Linked DNA regions of Mus musculus: region 1 is linked to region 2. The links are chromatin loops, found by intact Hi-C in ENCODE. Cell type or tissue: heart. All regions are shown on one strand. Each heading gives the region's core, and the rest is flanking DNA. Links, peaks and the distances in the headings are about the cores only.

Evidence for each region. Peaks named below come from ENCODE experiments on the same cell type or tissue, not always from the same donor. Only the 100,000 strongest peaks of a DNase experiment are listed, where the experiment ranks them.
Region 1: it touches region 2 in a loop (2.3-fold over the local background); 4 of 42 quality-filtered maps call a loop at or near these places.

The regions. Positions count from the first base shown.
Region 1 is chr6:137,544,574-137,555,867 of GRCm38, forward strand. The region is part of intron 2 of Eps8 (epidermal growth factor receptor pathway substrate 8); the gene reads right to left. Among named protein-coding and RNA genes, the nearest start is that of Eps8, 99 kb to the right of the region's middle. In heart, for the core only: no CTCF peak of the experiment used is centred there; a DNase peak (open chromatin) is centred at 5,818; H3K27ac peaks cover 227 bases.
Region 2 is chr6:137,718,895-137,730,188 of GRCm38, forward strand. No RefSeq gene overlaps it. Among named protein-coding and RNA genes, the nearest start is that of Strap, 11 kb to the right of the region's middle. In heart, for the core only: a CTCF peak has its summit at 5,210 (motif pointing left); no DNase peak of the experiment used is centred there.

The DNA of each region.
Region 1 (11,294 bases), core at 2,055-10,054, 170 kb before region 2:
TTGAGAGTTAACAATTACCAGGTATTCCTTGTGACACCTGTGACTTTGTACTTCCTTGTGACTCTTATCTGGTATCTTTGGTATCTTCCAACAACGCCCTCCCCACTTCCTTAAGTTGTGGTTTTTTCCTTTAAATACCCCCTTACTCAGCTACTCGGGGTGCCACGGTCCTCTACCCCTGCGTGGTGTATGACCGTGGGCCCGAGAGCGCTCTTGAATAAAAATCCTCTTGCAATTTGCAGCAAGACCGTTTCTCGTGGGTGATTTTGGGGTGTCGCCCCTCCTGAGTCAGAACGTGGGGGAGTCCTCACGTTGTGGGTCTTTCAGTTATTGACCCCATGTCTCTCTGTCTGTTCCAGGATAAGGTTCGCAGCATTGTGTCATGCTTAGTCCTTACATGTCCTGGCTCCTGTAGACAGATATCTCCCCACTCCCCTTAGCTTCTGGACTCTATTAGACTCTATTAGACTCTTGGGTCTACCAGAAACAGCTTATTACAAACTGCCTTAAGACACCACAGGCTCTTTCACTTGACTCTCTGAAAACAGCGCTATCTGTAGGCTAAGCTTCCTCTGACAGGTCTGAAGGCTTTACCTGTCACAGGACACACTGTGTCCAAATTTTCCCCTTCTTTTAGGGACAGTTGGGGTTCATGCGGACAGTCTGACTTCGTCTTGACTACATTTGCAAAGCATTTATCCAAATGGCAACATATACATGGCAACCCATCCCAGTGACCCTGAATCCTTTCTGACTCCTTTCAGAGTCTGTAGAGCTTCACTCAACCACAGGAGACACAGAGATGTGCCATCTTGGCTTCATCTCATCACATCAACAGTATTGGCTTGTGGTTTGTCACTTGTGGTCACATCAGTCATGGACTCGGATCTTTCCTGGGTTCCCACTGTTAAGTGGCTTCCCTCCTTCCCATTGTGTGGCTCTAGAAAAGTAGCCACTCTGTGGGTCAAAGCAGAGTACTGAATACTAGCCTTCAAGGCTAGTAACAGGAAGTTACTGTCTTGCTTCACAGAAAGACTCCACAACTCAAGGAGGGGGTGCCTTCACTGATTTTTAGAATTTTCTTCCGTGGGAGATTATTCTATTCTCACCCATTTCTTTCTTTATTCTGTGTCTTTATTAATTAAGCGGAAATAAATGAATAAAAAAGAGCTCCGATCCATTGGCTAGAAACCCAATTATTTCTCTCCCGTGAAAGACCTGTTTCAAGAGATTCAGAAAGGAACGGGGCTATACTTTAGTTCTGCACTAGGGACGGAATACCAATTTTCAAAAAAAAAGCAGTCAGGAGAACCAAGGCATGGGCAAGACCCAACCCTGAACAAAAGACCTCAGCGAGCACTACCACAGGACGAGCAGAATTTTAAGAAGGAAGCTTCGTCTAAGAAGTTCAACAATTCCAGGAGTGAAAGAAAGATTCTGCTGTTCCAATTCCTAAGGAGGCAGGAGGTCTCCGTGGTCTTCGTCAACCAGGAGAAGACAAAGCAGAGACTTTGTGACAATTCATTTTCTAGCCATAAGCATACTGGGGACCAGTACTTAGGAGTGAGAAATAGAGAGGAAAGTCACCCCACTCGCCACAACTCATCCCCCAACACTTTTTCTCAATGTCGGCCTCCTGTTATCAACCTTGAAGCCTAGTATTCATTGACCAGCCATGAGGTCTACTGCAGAGACTCCTCCAGTGACTTGCTTCATTGAGCACTGCATATCAAATGTCACCAGAGATCTCATGTGCCACATTTTTTACTGTTAGGCACCACTTTTTTCCCTGGCAGTGACACTGACTACATTTGTACAGTTCAACATTTTCCCTCAACAAAGGCAAGCAAATGAAGAGCTACCCGGGTCTGACGGACACAGGGAGCGTGGGAAGGCAGCGATTCATGCTCTAAGAAGTTCTTAAGGAGATTGACAAGTCTGAATTCGCATCCCATTCTGATGTGTAAATGGATTCTAAGAGAGCAAGTCCTAGGCTTTTACAGGCACTGTGAGAGGCACTTCAGCCACAGATGAGATGTAGCATTTGCTGGTTATCTTTCTCTTTCAGCATGATTGATCTTAGCACAAGTTCCCAACCTTTCTAATGCCGAGACCCTTTAACACAGGTCCTCGTGATATGGTGACCCCTAAGCATAAAATTATTTTATAGTTATTTCATAACTTTAATTTTGCTACTGTTATGAATCATCCTATAAATATCTGATATATAGGTTATCTGATAACACGACCACTAAATGGGTCACAACCCATAGGTTTAGACCCACACTTAGAGCAAGGGACATTAGTGGTGAACACTATACTACAGAGGATTCAGCTTCAATTCCTTGTGATCATCAGTGCTTCACAAAGCAAGCGACAGTTTTCTACCTCTGCAGCCCACACTGACCCGAAACTCAGTATGTAGCCCAGGCTAATCCTGAATTCAATGCTACAGAAATCCCCCAACTGTTGGGATCGAAGGCGTGAGTTATGTCACCTGGATTGCACAGCATATCCTTACAAATGATCAAACCTACAAAGAGCTCCTGGCATCTTCCAGCCGCTGGTGTTCTGAAATCTTTCCATGTTTCTAAGTCCTAAGTGTATTCCCCTAAGGTGATTTCACTTTAAAACTCTTTTGTTTTGTTTTGTTTTGTTTTGTTTTGTTTTGTTTTGTTTTGTTTTGTTTTGTTTTTTGAGACAGGATTTCTCTGTATAGCCCTGGCTGTCCTGGAACTCACTATGTAGACCAGGCTGACCTCGAACTCAGAAATCTACCTGCCTCTGCCTCCCAAGTGCTGGGATTAAAGGAACGTTCCACCAGTGTACAGCTAAAACTCTTATTACTAGGTCACAGACTCCTTTTGCCAAAACAATGAAATTCTGTCTTTTAAGACTGTTAATAAGGTTTTATATAGAAGCCTAATGCAGATGTGCACATCACCCCAGAACACATCCCATGTATCATATAAGAAGATGCTATGTCCAGGTAAGGAGTATAGTCTGATGGTGGAGGAGCATAGCATGGATTTGGTCTCTAGCACTGCAAAACCAAAAGGAGAGAAGTCTTCATGGTTTGGGTTCATCTCTTCCTGCCTGCCTTCCTGCTGAGGTACTGAATATTCTGAGAGAATGGGTGGCCAGCTACAACAATCTGTCCCTTCTCAGCATCACAGTGACAGCTGCTGGCACCGTGGCTGTATTGGGCCCCACTCACTTGGAGAACAGAACTGCAGCTATCACAGTGTGCTGAGGTCACCATGTCTAACATTCTAAGTCCACAGCAGCAAGTACCAGAAAACATGAAACTTTTGAGTCATGTGGACGACTCCCTTTCCAGATCATTCTGTGCCTTGATACTGTACTCACAAAGACAGAAATACATGTTTTCAAATGTTTTCCCTTTATTTTCAATCATCAAGGTGTCTCAGTGTGCTATTAGAAATTAGTATGGGACCAGTGAGATGTCTCAGCAGGTAAATGTGCTTGCCCCTCAAACCTGTCAGCCTCCGTTTGCTCCCTGGAACACACCAGGGAAGGGGAGCACTGACAACTGTCAGGCAGCCAAGAGTTGTCAGGGCACCACACACACACACACACACACACACACACACACACCTATAACCTCTCCCCTTATATACCACACCTACTTACCCATACACACCCCACGGCATGTACACAAACATCCTCCCACACACACATACAAACACAGCCCAGTACTTACAACCACATTTATATCCACACTTATACCCACCCCACTCCTACATACAACACACACACACACACACACACACACACACACCCTGTTACTTACAACCACATCTATACCCCAACCCCCATACACACACCATGGCATGTACATACACCCCCACACCTTCACATACATACCCCTATACACTATAGCATACACGGTCCGTCAATGAATACACAAATACACAAAATAATGCTCAATACATTAAAAAAAAATGGATGAGGGCCTCTAAGTTCAGTGGTTAGGACACTGGCAGTTAAAAGGAACTGAGAAAGAGAGAGAAAGCAAAAGGCCACTTTAACTCTGGCTAGGAGGTACAGGGGAGGCCCAAGTTCTCTTCCTACTAAGAAGACAAATCAAACCTAAAGCAGATTCCTGGATTCGCTGCTAACCAAGAGCTGCCAACAGATCCTCTAAAATGTTCTTATCTTATGAAGGAATGCTCGTGGGAGGGAGTAAGAGAAAGGATTCGGGGGCTAGAGAAATGTCTCTGCAGTTATCAGGGCTCTGCAGGCCAGAGAGATGGCTCGTAACTGAGTTTCCTTCTCTTCCAGAGGACCTGAGTGTGGTAGCCAACATTCAGCACAAATGTCAGATGGCTTCAGGTTAGGGGAGGGTGGTGGTTGTCTAAAACCTCCTGCCTCTGGCCTCTGTGGGAAATCACATACACTTACCACCCGGCCCACACACAAACATACACATTTATATTTAAAAATAATAAAATTAATTTTTTAAGTGCACCTGCTATTTGTTTCAGATGAACCAATTCTAGACTCAAAACAGGCTTCTCACAATGTGTGTAACTCCAGCTCCAGGAGATCTGATACCCTTTTCTGGCTTCTGTGTGAATATACACACGTGACATAAACACACATACATGACATAAACACACATACAGAAACACACATACAGTCACACACACTCAGACACACACACAATACACAAAACACAACATACAACACACACACACACATACTGCAAAGAGAGCAGAGTACAAGATTCAAGAAGAACTAAGCAAGAATTGGTCTAGAAAGCAAAACAGCTTCCAAAACCAACAGAATTGAAGGCAGGCAAGATAAAGACTTCATAATGCACACTGAGGGAGAGAGACATCCAAGGATGGTTAGCGGTACCCGGAACAGGCAGACAGAATGCAGGGCGACACCCTGAAGCTGGGAAGGGCCAGGCACTGGGTCCTTCCCTAGGCCCTGAGGCTGAGTCAGGCATGGAGGACAGGGATGGCCAGGCACCCCTCCACTATGATCCCTGAAGAAGGACTTCTGCTACAGGAAGTCATCAGTGGTGAGGCTGCAGGGGACGTGAGATTAGTACCACTGAGAGCAAATCACAGTCAGATCAAAACTGAATGAGACTGAATTAAGGAAATCGTGTCGGACACAATTAGAAGCATCCGAACATTTTGTTAGAAAGATTTTGTGTTAGACAGAGAAAATCTAGTGTCTACTTTCCTCTGGGACTTTCATTCCTCCTGTGAAGACACTTCTTTCACATACAATGTCTGGCCCTGTAATTTAATATTCTCTCTCCACTCTTGGTTTTGCTGGGTATCATCAACAACTTCCCCTTAGCTTCCACCTGAAATGCAATGCCTTGTTGTTTATTTCCTTAAGTTTTCTAACCCTTCCCACTGTATAATAAAGGCTCTTGGAATAAGCATCTGTCCTTCTTGCATTCTCCTTTGTTTTTAATTTCCTAGCATCTTTATCTAATTTTCCGGGTCATCTCCTTTATTTATCATAAAAAGATATTCCTGGCTGCCCAGATTGATTGTAAAAACCCACGGGTTTCTTGGGTCCCACTAGCTACTGGGTTTCTATATGTTTATGGCCCTAATTCTGCCATTTTCTCTAGTTTGGTAGTTTAAACATTAACTATTAGTTCGTGGAAAGTTCAGGAGAAAAGTCACCTCCACCGTGAACCTGAGCCACCCAGGTGGACTATGAAATATGAGTACAAGTTTATACTAAAATAAAGGTGCCATAGCAACCAGGGTGAAGGAACACACAAGGACATCTGTGTCCGTCAGAGTCAGCTGATGTGTTGGCATATGCTGAGCTGCCTTGTGTTATTATGTCAACAGGCACTGCTCTCCAACCCCAGGAAATACCCAAAGCGCCCAAGTGAAGCAGTACCCCAGTGAAACAGGGCTGCTGGCTCATGAGGAAGCAAGCGTCAGCTTGCGATACTCTTCTAGGAAATAAGTCCGAGCTTTAAACGTGTCCCAGGAGCAGGAGTCTAAAGGAAGCCTGAAATTCACCCTTGGGTGTAGAATTGGTTATTTACGGTTTTGATTATTAGCTGTGTTGTTGGCTTGCTTGCTTGCTTGCATGCTTGCGTTAGGTAAAGCCCATGGGAGTGAGTAAAACTTGGAGCCCATTCTTTAGGAGTTAACCCAAAACAAGCATGGAGATAGCTCTGCATTCACACTGCTAGTCAAAGTCCTAAGAAAATCTTCCAGGTACATTTACTTATTCATGCAGTCATAACAATTGAAAAAAAAAGTTAATTAAGGCCAGTAAGTTAGGATCTATTGTTGAAAGTGCCTTCTAAACACTTATGTGCCTGGCCACAGGCTGATGCGACTTTAGCCTGGGGCTGCAAAGCTCCTTTCGTGCCCAGGGTGATGATAGTTGATGGTGAGACTCTATTGGGTCAGTGCTGAAAAGAGTGGCCGATGAGCACACGGCCTCAAATGGGATGCGTCACACCCCACCCACTGTGCTCCACCCACCGTGCTCCTCCCACCGTGCTCCACGGCCCAGGAAAGACAGGGCAGAAGGAAACTAAGAACTGAAGAATAGAAATGAGGGGCATGAGATGCTGTCACCCAGATATGGCCTGGCTCTTGTAAATGTCTGTTAATGGTCACTGAAGGAAGGGGTGCCATTTTCTCTGACGGTGTAGCCACCGAGGACTAATTAGGAAGAAGAGGTTCTGAGGGAAAGAAACGAGGTACCACAGAGTAATAGAGAACACGTATAATACAATACATTCTCTTTCCCTCCCTCCCCACCTCCATCTCTCCCTCTCCTCCCCCATGCTTCTGCCACTCTCTATATACATGTGTGCTTATGTGTACTATATATATGTATATAAGCGCGTTTTGTGTATATATGAAACTGTGTAGGGACCTAGACGTGGTTAAGAGTGCTTTCTACTTTTGCAGAAGACCAGAGTTTGGTTTCTAGCATCCTTATGGGATGAGTAATAGTCACCCGTAACTCCAGGTGAAGACTCCCATACATGTAGCATCAAACATCACACACACACACACACACACACACACATACACACACACACACTCTAAAGGAAAAAAGAGAATAAAGTCTTTTAAGTCATGAACATATTCTACTTCTTAATAAATAGTAGTAAATATGGCTTTTATTGTGGGAAGGAAAACCTTTCCCCAAACTTCAAAGTTAACACAACAGCAGAAAACGTCCACACGCATAGCCTGAAGAAATCATAGGTCCAGCTCACCACTTCATTAAATTAATCCCAGTAATGCTCATTTATTTAGAATTTAAGTATGCCAGCCCCTGTGCCAAGCACTTAAATTGTGTTATTTTACTTAATTCTTACCAACTTAAAGAGGCCATTAAAACCGCTTATTGCCATTCTAATGGTTGTGGGACTTATAAAAGTTATTTATAAAATTTTAAAATGACTTGGCCATGATGCCAATAGTTATCCCATAAGAGGGCTGCCCCAAGTTATGCTTTTAAGTGCTATTAAATACTAGTATTTTGTTTTCACTAATGGCCAATCCAGTACTAGGGCTTAAGCAATGCCAACAGCAAAAAGTTAAAGTCAAAATGACCTTGGTAAATCAGTACTCAATATTCATCCAGCATTGATCAGCACCAGCCAACCCAAGCCCTAACCCATTCACTCATCAGATGTGCCCGTCTGAGTTCTACAGCCGCCTGAGGTTGTTGCTGGGAACTGAACTCTTGTTCTCTGCAAGAGCAACAGGTGCTCTTAACGCCGAGCCTTCTCCCAGCCTGTGTTGTTGTGGGGTGGTGGCAGTGGCTGTTTTAGAAGGCAGAGCCTCATTCTATAGCTCAGGCTATCCTGGAATTCACTAGGTTGGTCTTGAACTCTCAACGTGTCTCCTCTCTTAGTCTCCTGAGTGCTGTGATTACCCGGGGTAAAGTACAATGACGGGCTCAGAGTTGAAGAATCCGTTACATCAGAACCACTCAGCACAGAGCTGAGCGCTCACGATGTAGAAAGCCAAGATTCCCCAGGAACTGGCCATTATATTTTTATTAAATCAGCTTAAATGTAAACATAAATTGCTAATGTGATTAATGCCTCCCATGAAGGATAGGGCAGTTCTATACATTTATTCTATAGGAGACAAAACAGATATGATTCCTGCTGTGGTTTAGGTAAGTGTTCCCTAAAGACTGTGTGTATATACACCACCGGCCTTTGGTACTATTGGCGGGGCTTTGAGGTCTCATATAGATGCTCAAATCTGGCCAGTGTGATCCAAAGCATCCTCCTGGCTGCCTTTGGATCAAGGTGTAGAACTCTTGGCTCTTCCTTCCATGATGATAATGGACTGAACCTCTGAAACTGTAAGCCAGCTGCCGTTAAATGTTTACTTTCATAAGAGTTACTTTGGCCATGCTGTCCCTTCACAGCAATGAAACCCTAACAAAACACATGGAAATAGTCATTTCCTGCCACAGGTGTCTGTGGGGAAACTGATGGGAGACTACATCACCTTGGTGGGTGATCTTGATTTAGAATCACCTAGGAGACGTGCCTCTCGCTGTATTTGTGGGGGCATTTCTAAAGAGGCTTACCTAAGGCTGAATGACCCATCCTGAACTCAGGTGGCAATATTCCATGGACTAGGGTCCCCAACTAAACAAAAGGAAGAGAGTGTGCTGAGAACCAGCATGTCTCTTGTCTGCTTCCTACGATGTGACCAGCTGCCTCACGCACCTGCCTCCCCGCCTGCCTCACGTGATGGGCAACACCTTCAAACTGTGGGCCAAGATAAATCCTTCCAAGCTTAAATCGTTTTGGTCATGGCACTGCTAAACCTATCTAATTCAAGTACCACAGGTCCACCAGAACCAGAGGCAAATTAGCATGTACTGAAACAGTGGGCCAAGGGCAACCTTTCTTGCTTATAAATTGATTTTCTTAGGCTCTATGTCAGAGTTATGAAAAATTCACTAATACGGTTCCTATCTTTACTTAAAATCTAGTAGGAGAGCAGCATAAAGTACATAAACTAACATAGAATATACAAATAGTCTTCTTCTCTTAGAAGAAAAAGAAAATTATAAAAGCTATCCCTGGTAAGGACATATGAATGCCCAGCGACTCAGGCCTGTTTAGGCTCTTTAAAAAAATATAGGAGACTGAGACCATAATTCTGATAATGTTATTTCAGAATTTCCCCATTTCATATTCGGGATAAGCAGCATAAAGAATCTATATATTTGTCATGTCTTTGACGTTTCTCCACTGGTGTACAAAAATGAAACTCTGCTGGCAAATAAACGTATGCAAAACTAAGATCAAGGACACTGTTATGATTTCAGGTGTCTATCTGAAAATGAGGAATTAGAGGAAGGCAAACAGAGGTGGAAAATCATACAAAAAAGCTAGTGTAAAATATGAACTATTAACGTTGAGCACATCAGCTTTAAGTGTGCCTGGGGCTGACGAATCGGGAAGCAGGCGGAGACAATCAAGCCCCTGTTCCCCTCGGGCAGAAATGTGACTGTTTTTCATGGCAGCATGTCCACTCTGAAGCCATGTCAATTCATAAGCTCTCAAGAAATATTTGCCAGAAATTACATTCTTAAACCTGAGCACCTGGAATTAACAGAGCAAAACCGCAATGCTCTGTAGTCCTTTAAAAGAAGCAAAATAACAGTGTTTGGATCAGCAAGAGGGAAAGGCACCAATACATGGCCAGCTCCCAGGTCACACTGTGGATTTTGTCCATGGGGTGCAGGCCGACATGTTGGGGTAAGCAGGCTATGTTAGGCCAGCAGGAGGAGGGAACATGGGAAGTATCTCTAAGCAAGTCCTTCTTTCTCTCCATACCCATAATTCCCATCTCTAAGCTACTGAGAAAAAGGCAAAAGATGAAGAACTTGGGAAGAAATGCATAACGTTCTAGTTAAAGTGAGGAATCTAAGAATAAGAAGTCAGGGCTGGAGAGAGCACTGACCACTCTTGCAGAAGACTTCGGCTTAATCCCAGTACCCACATGGTGGCTCATAACCATCAGTAACTTCAACTCCGGGAGATGCTATGCCCTCTTCTGACCTCTGTGGGCACCTGTACACATGTGCTACATACCAACTTAAGACACATACATACACATTCATAATTAAAACAAAATAAATATTTAAAAGGCAATGCGTCATTTTTAAAAAGAATTACAAGTTGTCAACTTTTCTAAACAAAAATCCTTCTAAATTAATTCCAAGCGTCTGCTACATGAACTGGGTACCATTTAGTAAGAAAACTGTCTGATTTTCAGCCAAATTGGCTTATGAAATCAATACACTAAGGGAACTAAATTTTACTTGTGCTGCAAACAAAAGTAACACAGAGGAGGAAGAGGAGGAAGAAGAGGAGGAGGAAGAGGAGGAGGAAGAGGTGGAGGAAGAGGAGGAGGAAGAGGAAGAGGAGGAAGAGGATCTTTCACTTGTATGATCATCTGCCAGGATCACAGGAATCCCATTAAATAAAAGCACATCTCTGCCAGACTCAGAGGGTAAATCAGGCTTCTAGTGACAAGTCCCACGTCTAGTGACAAGTCCCACGCCTGGAGCTACTAATAAACACTGCAGTGGAATAAACTCCACCAGTCCACCACACAGACGACTATCACAAGAGGCTGGGTTCATTTATTACACACAAGATTCCACAGACTGCTTGGAAAGGGTCTGACGATCTAGAGCCCTGGATTGTGTAAGCTTCCGTCATAGCAGGGGTGAGGGGCACCGAGGATGGCTAGGAAGAGAATTTGGATGAAGGCAGGCGTGGTTCAAGATGAAGAACGAGGACCCTGGGATTTCACAAGAGCAAGAGTTCTGAAAGGGCACGGTGGCTTGGTGACCTAGCCTTGGTGTTTACTCCCAGCTTTTCAGTGGCGTGCTTGCAAAGCAAGGGGACAAATGAGTGATTCTGGGCAATGCGTGTATCTAAAACGTTTATGATACTAGTTAATGAAGTAAAACAGCCACAGAGCCATAGCTCCCCAAACTGCTGTTTTGAAAACATTTCCTTTTTATTGGGGAATTGAGTCCATTGATATTAAGAGATATTAAGGAAAAGTGATTGCTGCTTCCTGTTATTTTTATTGTTAGAGTTGGAATTATATTTATGTGGCTATCTTCTTTTTGGTTTGTTAAAAGAAGATTATTTTCTTGCTATTTCTAAGGTGTAGTTTTCCTCCTTGTGTTGGAGTTTTCCATTAATCCCATATCCAGTTACCAAACCCAGACACTATTGTGGATGCCAACAAGTGCTTGCTGAC
Region 2 (11,294 bases), core at 1,691-9,690:
CACACTGACCCAGTTTCCCATCCTCTCCCTCTCCTGTGGATCCTGAGCATCCTCCTATGTCCATCTAGTTAGACTGCCCCATCCTTAGATCCCAACCTTCCAGTTGGTCCCTTCCTCTCAGTCAGAGCACATGCTCTTCTGAGGGTCATAAAGACCTGGCTCTCCTAACTGTGTCTTCTGTGATCACTCCATGAAACCTCGTTGGATATCATGCCATCATCGCCACTGGAGTGTTCTCCATGTATGGAACTCTGTGGCTTGTCCCTTTATTTCCTTCAAGACATCACTGAAATGTAAGTACATCAGTAAGAGGTCCCGGAGCCATTATCTTCTCTATGGCTCCTACAACTATATGTCAGACCATACATCCTATTTAATTTCCCCCACTGTCTACCATCGTGAAATGTAAGTGCCACACAAGCAGAGGATTTTCTATGTTGTGCTCTCCTTGGTCTCCAAAACACGACCCCATAGGCCTCGGTACTCGTCCAGCAGACTTATCAAGCCTGTATAGTTGTATATTTCTCTGAATCCCTCACCCAGGTGCAGGACAGGCTTGATGTTCTTGTCCATCTCAGGGCTCCACAAATGTCTTGCTAATAAATGAACTGGTGTGTTTTTAAAGGAAATCTATGGTCTCTTCTTTTTAAGCCCATGCCATTTTAATACCATGCAGCAATTAATAGCACCGATGGTGTAATTTTCAAGTTTGTTTGTTTGGATAGATTAGGAAATTGTTAGAACTAGAATGCAAACAGCATTCGTGTTGAATGTTGACGTGTGATCTTAAGTTAGTTACGCTTTAAAAACTGAAGTGGCACTTAATTCTGTGAGCATTGACACCACATTTCTTACCTTGTAAGTTTTTCCCTTCTGGCTCTCTCACTTTATTTTTTTCCATGTCTTCATGCAGAGGTATGTATGTAGAGAGTGGTACTGCATGTGGAAGCAATGAGGGCTGCCCATAGGAGGACTGCTTGAACAGAGATGACTAACATTCTGGAACAGGGATATGTGGGTAAGCAAGAACGTGATGGGTGTAGAAGGGACAGGCAGGAAAAGACGGCTAAATGGTTAATAACACTTGCTCTGCAATCATGGGGACATAAATTCAGATCCCCGAACCCTCACAAAAAGCAGGGAGTCCCCACAAACACCTGTCACCACAGCTCTAGGGCTTCAGGGGTAGAAGTCAGTAGGGTCTTTGGAGGTTGATGGCTTCCAAGCTAATTCATTCTAGGTTCAAGATAGTGATGGCTTCAAAGGGGTAGGCAGAGAGTGGTGGAGGAGGACGCTGGAGTCCTTCTGGCCTCCACATGCATGCACATGTATGCACACGCATGCATATACACTCACACAGAGACATAGATAAATAAATTTTAACATATTTTAAAAGTGGAAGTGAGACTAAGTGGGAAGGATTAGCTGAAGTGGGAAACAAACAAGAGATCGTGCAGGGAGAGGAAATATGATAGAAACATTGTATGCTCATGTAAGAACCACTGAATTCTCATATATGAACCACTGTGTGCTCATGTATGAAAGCTATAGCTCATGTGAAAGAAACACTGTATGCTAATGTATGAACTACTGTATTCTCATATATGAACCACTGTATGCTTATGTATGAAAACTGTGGTTCATGTATGAGCTGCTGTGTGCTAATGTATGAACCACTGCAGCTCATACATGAACCACTGTATGCACATGTATGAACTACTGTATGCACATGTATGAACCACTGTATGCTCATGTATGAGCCACTGTATGCACATGTATGAACCACTGTATGCTTATGTATGAAAACTGTAGTTCATGTATGAGCCACTGTATGCTAATGTATGAACCACTGCAGCTCATGTATGAAACATTGTATGCTATGTATGAAAGAAACACTGTATGCTCATGTATGAAAGAAACACTGTATGCTCATGTATGAAAGAAACACTGCATGTTCATGTATGAAAGAAACAATGTATATTCATGTATGAACCACTGTATGCTCATGTATGAAACACTGTATGCACATGTATGAACCACTGTATGCTCATGTATGAGCCACTGTGTGCACATGTATGAAACACTGTATGCACAAATATGAAACACGGTATGCTCATGTATGAAACACTGTGAGCACATGTATTAAACACTGTATGCACATATATGAAACATGGTATGCACATGTATGAAACATGGTATGCAAATGTATGAAACACAGTCTGTTCATGTATGAAATTGTCTTAAGGGAACACGTTATTATGCATATAATTAATAGATACTAATAAAACACTTAAACATGAACTCTGAACACAACAAAAGAAAATAAATTTTTTTGTTTGTTCTTTGTTTTACGAGACAGGGTTTCTCTGTGTGGCCTTGACTGTCTAGGAACTTGCTCTATAGACCAGGCTGGCCTCGAACTCACAGAGATCCTCTTGTCTCTGCCTTTCCAGTGCTGTGATGTATGGCAGGCACCACCACAGCCCCACTTAGAAAATAAACTTTGATTTAGACAGAAGCAGTTCTTAAATGCAGGTTGAAATTTAGTTTAAGATCACCCCCTCCTTTTTTCCCTTACTTTTAAACCATTCACAATATGTTGGATGTGGTGGCACACAACTTTAGTTCCAGCACTTGGGAGGCAGAGGCAGGTGGATCTCTGTGAGTTCAAGGCCAGCCTGCTCTACAAAGCAAGTCCAGGACAGCCAGGACAGAGGAACCCTGTCTCAAAAAAACCAAAAAAGCAAAAAAATCATTCACAATGACAATATAAATCTAAACAATACAATCGCCCTCAGGAGAAGTGTGGGATTGGAGAGAGGTTACATGCGTTTACCACAACTGGAGTTGGGTGCTTAACCCAGCAGTAGAGCCTGAGAGACTTTGGACAAAACAAACAAACAAACAAAAAAAACATAAAGGGGAAACAAAACCACTTAAAACTAGTTTTATAGCCATTTCTAAGAAACGTTATCAGAGGTGGGAAATTATGAGTGATTTCAGCTTTTCTTTGGGCTTTTAGGGGTAATAATTGAATATATATAAAATAACTTTTCTGGCATACATATATACATACATATATATATGCCAGAAAAGTTATTTTAAAATTACTAGGGGCTGAAGAGCTGGCTCAGTCGTTGAGAACATTTGAACACTTGCTCTTGAGGAGGAGCTGGGTTTGGTTCCCAGCACCCACACAAGGGTTCACAAGTGTCTGTAACTCCGGTTCCAGGGGATCTGATGCCCTCTTCTGGCTCCAGTGGCATAGCACCTATATCATGGCGCCCAGACATACATGCAGGCAAAACACTCGTACACATAAAATACAAATAAATATGTTTTTTTTTTTAACAAAATCACTCTGTGCTTATGTGTTCTTATTTGGTCAGCAGTGACAACCCTTGGAATGTATATCCAGTTCTACAATCTAGACGTTAGTAACGCCTCTCACTCTTTTAAAGCAGAAGGCCAGTTGACGTGGCAGAAAACCAGCTCTGCATCTCCCAGCTCTGATTCATCGAAGTCTTGTTTACCAGGAAGTGGATGCAGTGCTCGGGACATTGTTCAACCAAAGTGAATCTAACAAGGAGAAGGAGTGCCATTGATAAGCGATCAGACTAAGGAAAGGAGAAAAACAGCTCTAGAAACCACTGGAGACTTCGTTGATACTTAGCATTACGCTAGATGCAAAAATGGTGGAAAATGGGGATACAGATTTTATTTTATTTTTTTCAAGACAGGTTTTCTCTGTGTAGCCCCGGTTGTCCTGGAACTCAGTGTGTAGACCAGGCTGACCGACTCATCTGCCTCTGCATCCCATGAGCTGGGATTAAAGGCGTGGGCCATTATGCAATCGGCAATGCAGATTTCTAAACATCCTTGTCAGAGTTGAAGAGATGGCTCAGTTCTAAGCACACTCAGCGTTTTTCCAGAGAGCCTGAGTTCTGTACCCAGCACCCCGTGTCAGATGTCTCCCAGCAGCCGGGAACTCCAGCTCTAGGGGATATGATACCCTCTTTTGGCCTTATAGGCACCCATATTCATGCATACATTAACACAGCCACACATATGCATGATTAAAAAATTAAAAATTAAACTGTATTTCCAATTGATTATTCTGTGAAATCTTAGGACTATTCATTGGTAATATCCACGTATACATTATTTCAGACACAGCTCAGAATCACTATGACACAGATGTGTGCCATGACATTCCTCAAGTGCTTGCCTTTTCTTACTCGCGTTCGCAACCGGCCAGGAAAGACGCAACAAACCGGAATCTTCTGCGGCAAAAGCTTTATTGCTTACATCTTCAGGAGCAAGAGAGGAAGAGCGTGGCAGAGAGAGGCAGAGAGGGAGAGAGAGAGAGAGAGAGAGACGCAGAGAGACGCAGAGAGACGCAGAGAGAGCAGAGGAAAAGACGAAGAGAAAGAGACAAAGAGACGAAGAGGCAAAGAGACGAAGAGACAAAGAGAAAGAGACAAAGAGACGAAGAGGCGAAGAGATGAAGAAGAGGGAGTGCCAGAACCCCGTCCCTTTTAAGGAGAATTATCCTCCGCCTAGGACGTGTTACTCCCTGATTGGCTGCAGCCAATCGGCCCAGTTGTCATCACGAGAAAGGCAGAGCACATGGCGGGAAAACTGCCCCTGCACATGTGCAGATTATTTACTACTTAGAACACAGCTGTCAGCGCCATCTTGTAATGGCAAATGTGAGTGCGGCTCCCCACAGCCTTTCTCCCTACCGTCTTCTGATATTTGGAAGTTTGACTCCACTTGACCCGTACTTGACCCTTTAGGTTTCTGCCAATATGAAAAAGCATTCATAGAGGGGAGCAGGGACCTAAACCTTGAGTTTCTCTACTTAAATTAAGTAATCATGTTGTAGTTATCACCTGAAAGCCTAGGTCAGGAGTATAAACAAAGGAGAATTCCAGGATGAAAGGGATTTCTGCCACTTTTCTAAGTGGCATCTGTGCCAAATTGGGTAAAAGTAGTTGGTATCAATAAACAAGAAGTGTTTGTGAAAGGTCCATTTGAGGACTAATCATTCCAACGACATTTTATTGAGCATTTAAAATTTTCTAAATGTAAGCAAGACATTATAATTTGTTAGTTGAAAGATGAAAATACTTGTGTCAAACAGTCTGCAAGGTTGGCCTTAGCAATTTGTGTAATAGATGTTGAATGATCGCCATCTAGTGGCTACAGGGAAAATTCACTTTTGCTCATGTATTTCTCACCGGGCCATTAACTAATCAAAGAATCCAAGAGTCAAGTACATTTAGATGTAGTAATGCATGGTGTATTAAAAATATTTAAATAGTTTATATTTTTCCTGTTTAAAGGTGTAATGTATGTCTAAAACATAGAAAAATACGAACAAAATGTATAACCCTCTCACTTAACGACTCTCAGAGAGCATTGTAATGAATTCACTAGGCCTTTTTCATATCAATTCACATTTTCATGTAATCGACATCATAAAATATTTGACTTTAAGTAGTACTTTAAAGTTTTAATGCCACATTATATGTTTTAAAAATATAATTAAAGTACACTAAAGTTTGAATGAGCTTATTTAACCTGGGTCATAAAATGTACTTATGTGGGAGTAAATGGAATAGTCATTTATTTAGGAAATTAAAAGTAGCTAAATGCCACTGGCAAATGGGTTTAGAACTTTATAGACCAGGAGAGTGGCTGGGAGAACAATCCCCACCTGGGAGGCCAAGGCAGAAGGATTGCCGTGAGTTCCGATGCCAATCCAGAATACAGAGTGAAGTCCCGAGCCAGGGCTACAGAGTGACACTCTTTCTCGCTCTAAAGCGAACCAGGAAAGCAGAAGGAGTTACAGAGTGCCAGCCAGTGACATCACTCACACAACCATTGGGAACTGGGGTACTAGACTGGCCCAACAGTAGTCACAAGCCACAGAATGATAATGCAATAATTCCACACTAGAGTGCAGATAGAAACAATAGCTGTTGACTATCTTGACACGTCTGAACAGCCTCCAGTGAGTTTTAACCTTGCTCTTTCTGGGTGTGTTGGCATATGCCCTGAATTCTAACACTTGGGAGGCAGATGTAGGAGTGTTCTAACCCTGAGGGCAGCCTGCTCTAGACAGTGAGTTCTAGGCCAGACAGCTACTCAGGGTGGTCCTTTGCTGAGGCTATTTACCAGTTACCAGTACAAGCCAATTAAGTCAAGATCTAGGGACTGGGTTGTTTTTATGAGTTTCTCACACACTGCAGTTGTGCCTCTTGATGGGAACATCCCCAGACTACAGAGAGAGGAAACTAGAGGCAGAAATACCATCGAGAAGGATGTAGCATTTATCACATAGGAAATGGTATGAGTTAGTAAAGGTGTGTTGTAGCTACTTAATGACTAGGACTGACACAGGTTGGCAATGAATTGGATATATATATATTGGATATATATATTGGATATATGTATTGGATATATATATAAAACCGAGGATTGCTCTCTAGTGGTGCCTGGATACAGGATCACAGTATGTTCAGAGAGGCAGCTGGGCGAGCCAGGTACCCTGGAGAGCTGGATGTGTGGGAGGCAGCAGTGTGTATTAATCACTTTCCCTTTAGATCTATGTCAGTGGTGCAAAGAGGCTGTGCATAATTTTTCTTTGCCCCTTTATAAATACCTGCAATAGGTGTAATTGTACGTAAACCACCGGACTTCACCTTTCCACTGTGTTAAGGAGTGGGTAGGACTGCAAACCGTGCCCGTGTGCGTGCATGTGCATGAGCCCACTAAACATCAACCTTGAATGTTGTTCTTCAGGCGCCAGCCACCTTGGTTTTATGGAACTCATCCATTAGTCTAGGCTGACAAATCCTGGGGCACGGATTGTCTTCCCTTCCAGGTACTGGGATTCTTATCCTAACTCAGGGCACCCAGATTTTTAAGGTGGGCCCTGGCAATCAAACTCAGATCCTCTCGCTTGTAGGCAATCACATGACTGTCTGAGCCATCACCACATCCCTGCCAGTCTCATTTTTCCCTCATCTGGTTGTTCTGTTGGTCCTGCAGAAGGAAGTACAGACCGGTGAGTTGGCCTTTTGGATTTGCTTCTGACTGGCTTCCCATTTACTTGTGTTCTACCCCAAATCTCTCAGGCCACAGTTTCCTGGCCTGTTAGCAGCCAGTCCTGTCTCTTTGTATAGCAGTCAAATCCAGTTTCCATCTCCATTCCTTCCCCACAATGCCACACAACTCCCACCCCGCCCAACACATGCAGAAACAGCCCTCATAACATCCTTCACAAAGAAGGCAGTAACTGCTCCCAAGAAACTCTGGGCTACAGGATGGCTCCCAATTTTTAATGCTTTTCTCTTTGTTGGGGACAGGCACAGACTTACTATCTAACGTTAGCATTTCCTCCACTCAACTTCTCTGTGCTTGGTAGCACTAATACCCACATTACTCGGGTCTGTAATGGAATTGTCTCCTCTCAAATGCCTCCTGATCTGACCTAGGGGTCCACAGGTGAAGGCAAGGGTTCTTTCAGTACTGTTTTGGCTGAGAAGGTCTCTAAGGAGTACTGTTCCATCTCTAGAAAAAACCAAGTGGCCAAGAGGGCAAGTTAAGGGGCTGCTTTTGCCCCACAGCTAGATAATAATTGCCAATTAGTGTAAAGAGCCTGTGTCCTGGTTTGCTTTTTTGTTGCTTTGATAAAACACTAGCCAATGTCAATTTAGGGAGGAACCAGTTATAATCAACCCTCCAGAGAAGCCAAGGAAGGGACCACAAAAGAAGAGTGCTTATTGCTTACTATCCTACATTACTCTGCCACTTTTCTTGTGTAGCAAGCAAGGCCCGGATGCGGCACAGCTCACAATGGGCTGGGCCCTCCCAACGCAATCAACAATAAAGAAAATACTTTACAGGACATGCCGATAGGCCAATCTGCTGGAGACAATTCCTAGGTTGAGATTCTCTATTCTCAGGTATATCTAGGCTTTCCTCAAGTTAGCAATACTACCTAAGGTAGCCTGAGAGTTGTGACTTCATCCGGCTGGCTCTTCCACTGCTTCTTGCTGGGCAGAGGTTAAACCTCCAGGCTGTACGCCACACAAATGTTCTACCACCAAAGCTACAACCACAGCCCCCTATCCCTGCTCCTTCAGAACAGGAGGAAAAGCAGAAGCAGGGACCGCTCACAGGGTGACCCTTTGTTTATCATTCTTTTACTTATTTATTTTATGTATTCACCATTGCTCTCTTCAGACACACCAGAAGAGGACATCAGATCCCATTGTAGATGGTTGTGAGCCACCATGTGGTTGCTGGGAATTGAACTCAGGACCCCTGGAAGAGCAGTCAGTGCTCTTAGCCACTAAGCCATCTCTCCAACCCTGTTTATCATTTTTAACCATCTCTTCTCACACCCTTCCTGGGACTGCTTTTCCTTTATACTGGGTAGCCAGGGAAGCACTTGAGTTTGCCCAAAGGTCCCTGCTGGTTCCCACTTGACACTTGCTGAGCCCTTGCCTGGATGCTGGGCTGTTCTTTAGTGAGGGCTGCGTCTGTTTCTCTCCTGATTTGTCTAAGGACCAAAATGTTCATATTAATGACTTTATTTCTCAAAAGCCATCCATGGAAGACATGACTATGGTCCTCCTTTTTTTCCTGAGGACACCTATATTACATAAACGATCACTATGATTACAAATCTCACCTGTGAATTATCCAGGGAAAGTAGATGCATCACATAGGTGTATTGTTACTTCTCAGGAGTATGCGAGGAATGTTGGTGGGAAGGGGATCTCATTTTATCCCACAGAGTCTATCTCTATCTTCATTATGTCGATTAAAAACACAAACAACAAACGAGAACTGATCTTTTCATCAAAAAACACCCCTCTGACTCTGGAGATGGAGGCAGGAGGATCAAGAGGGGCTAAGGCCATTCTCACTTACTCAAACATTTCATGTTTTTGACTCAAAGTCTAAAGTAAAACTAAACAAACAGAGTACAAGGGGCTAAGATGTGCCACAGTCTGTTCAAAGTTTGCCTGGCATGGATGAAGCGCGGGACTCCGTCTCCAGGCCCCTGTGACTCCTGCACCTGGCAGGGAGAGGCAGAAGATCTGAAGTTCAAGATTATCTTCACCACAGCACGTTTGAGTCCATCCTCATATACGTGAGACCATGCCCTGTAACTTAAAATCTAGAAAGGGCTGGCAATATGGCTTGGTGGGTAAAGGCACTTGCAACAAAATCTATGAGCTGATTTTCTCTTTCTGCATCGCTGAAGAAGAGAACTGGTACCCCCGAGTTGTCCTCTGACCTCCACATTTGTGTACATGCACACATATGCACACTAAATAAATGCAAAATATTTTTCAATCAGAAGATGAACAGCCAGAGTTTAGAAAAAGTACTCCAAGTGTCTATATTAGGTCTCTCACTCTGCTTGACAGCAGAACTTGGCATTTCCCACAACAAAAGCAACTTGTTTCCCACCATCATAAAAAGTGTATTAATTTTCCAGGTAAAGTTATAAAAATATAACCAAGACAAGCCTAATGAGACAGAGGAGAAAAGAAAACACATGATACATTGTTACAAACCACCTTCCAGCCCAGGCTACAGCTTGAGACCCTGTGAAGTGCCTCATGTTACTATAGACAGTGAGTTCCTCCATGGCACTTCTGCCTTGGTGATCTGGAGTCAGAAGAGTCACTGATGGTTAGTGAATAGTTGATTACTGATGACAGAGATCACTGCATTGCCTGCAGAGGCAAATAAAAGACATCATCAAGAAAACACAACAGTACCAGGGATGTGTGCTGGGGGCTGTGCAAGAGGAACAGCGGAACAGCTTTAGCTTTCCTGAGGACTTCATGAATTTCATTCCTGTGAGTTGCGCTCTGCTTGTTACCAATATGGTCATCACATCCCTCATAAACTACGAGTCTTATAAAAACTTGGAGGGGGTTTCCAGCCTCTCACGGGGCAGTGTTGTAGGCACTCACACCCATAGTGATTGCTCTTTTTCAGGCTGGAGTGGATGAATGGTTCAACCACCATCCTTAGAATTTAGAGACATAGATTGTTAGTAGAGTTTGAGTACGATGCTTTTTTTGAGTGGCCTTGACCTAGAAAATCTAGGGGAACAATTCAAAGTTGAGAAAGGCGCACTCTTGATAGTCGGGTGATGGATTTGTTAGGTCAGGAACAAGAACACTGGCAGCCCAAATAGTACGAGCCTCTCTTGCTGAAGCTGGGCTGGTGATCGAGGTGGTAATTAGTTTCTTGTACCCATGTTTGCCCTCTGCTTCCTGATATGATTTGATAAAAATTGTTAATATGTAGATATGCATCCTGAGGATTTAAAGTAGAAATGACTTTTTTATATATATAAAAGTTAATATTTGGTGATTCTTGAAAGATATTTCTATAAGATTACTTTTTAAGATAAATAATAATTGATCCTTTCTTTGTAACTTGCAGTAACTTTGTAAATTGCAGTCTGCCGTAAGAGAACTGGCTGAGAAAAATACCTAGCTTGCTTACACTTTGCTAACCTATAACAAGTTGCTCAGGTACCAATGTATATGGGTTCTTGGGAATAATTTGTTTTTCACATACAATGTGTAAAATATTTGAATTGGGAAAATGATAGTTTTTTTTTTCACTTGAAGAAAAATAGAATGCGAACACATTGCAATTTTTATATTACTTGGAAGATTTTGCTGGTATATATAAGGAACAAGAAAATAAACAAGAACAAGAAAATAAATTGTTGGAGCTTGTCGGAATCTTGCTTCATTCCTCAAGTGTGTGTGTGTGTGTTTGTGTGTGTGACTGTGTGTGTGAGAGTGTGTGTGACTGTGTGTGTGTGAGAGTGTGTGTGTGTGTGACTGTGTGTGTGTGAGAGAGTGTGTGTGAGTGTGTGTGTGAGAGTGTGTGTGAGTGTGTGTGTGAGAGTGTGTGAGTGTGTGTGTGAGAGTGTGTGTGTGAGTGTGTGCAAGTGTGTGATTGTGTGTGAGTGTGTGTGTGAGTGTGTGCAAGTGTGTGTGAGTGTGTGTGAGAGTGTGTGTGTGAGCATGTGTGAGTGTGTGTGTGTATGAGCATGTGTGAGTGTGTGGTGTGTGTGTTTTCCCCTTTCACTGGCCCCAGAGACTTTTTGCAGACCCCAGAGGATTGTTTTAGTCCCACAGAGAAAGTTTGTTGAGTAAATAATTGCTGACTCCCCCCCCCCCCACCCCCCCCCCCGTGTACCTGACCTGTGTGTTTACTGCAGTGATTTTAATTGTATC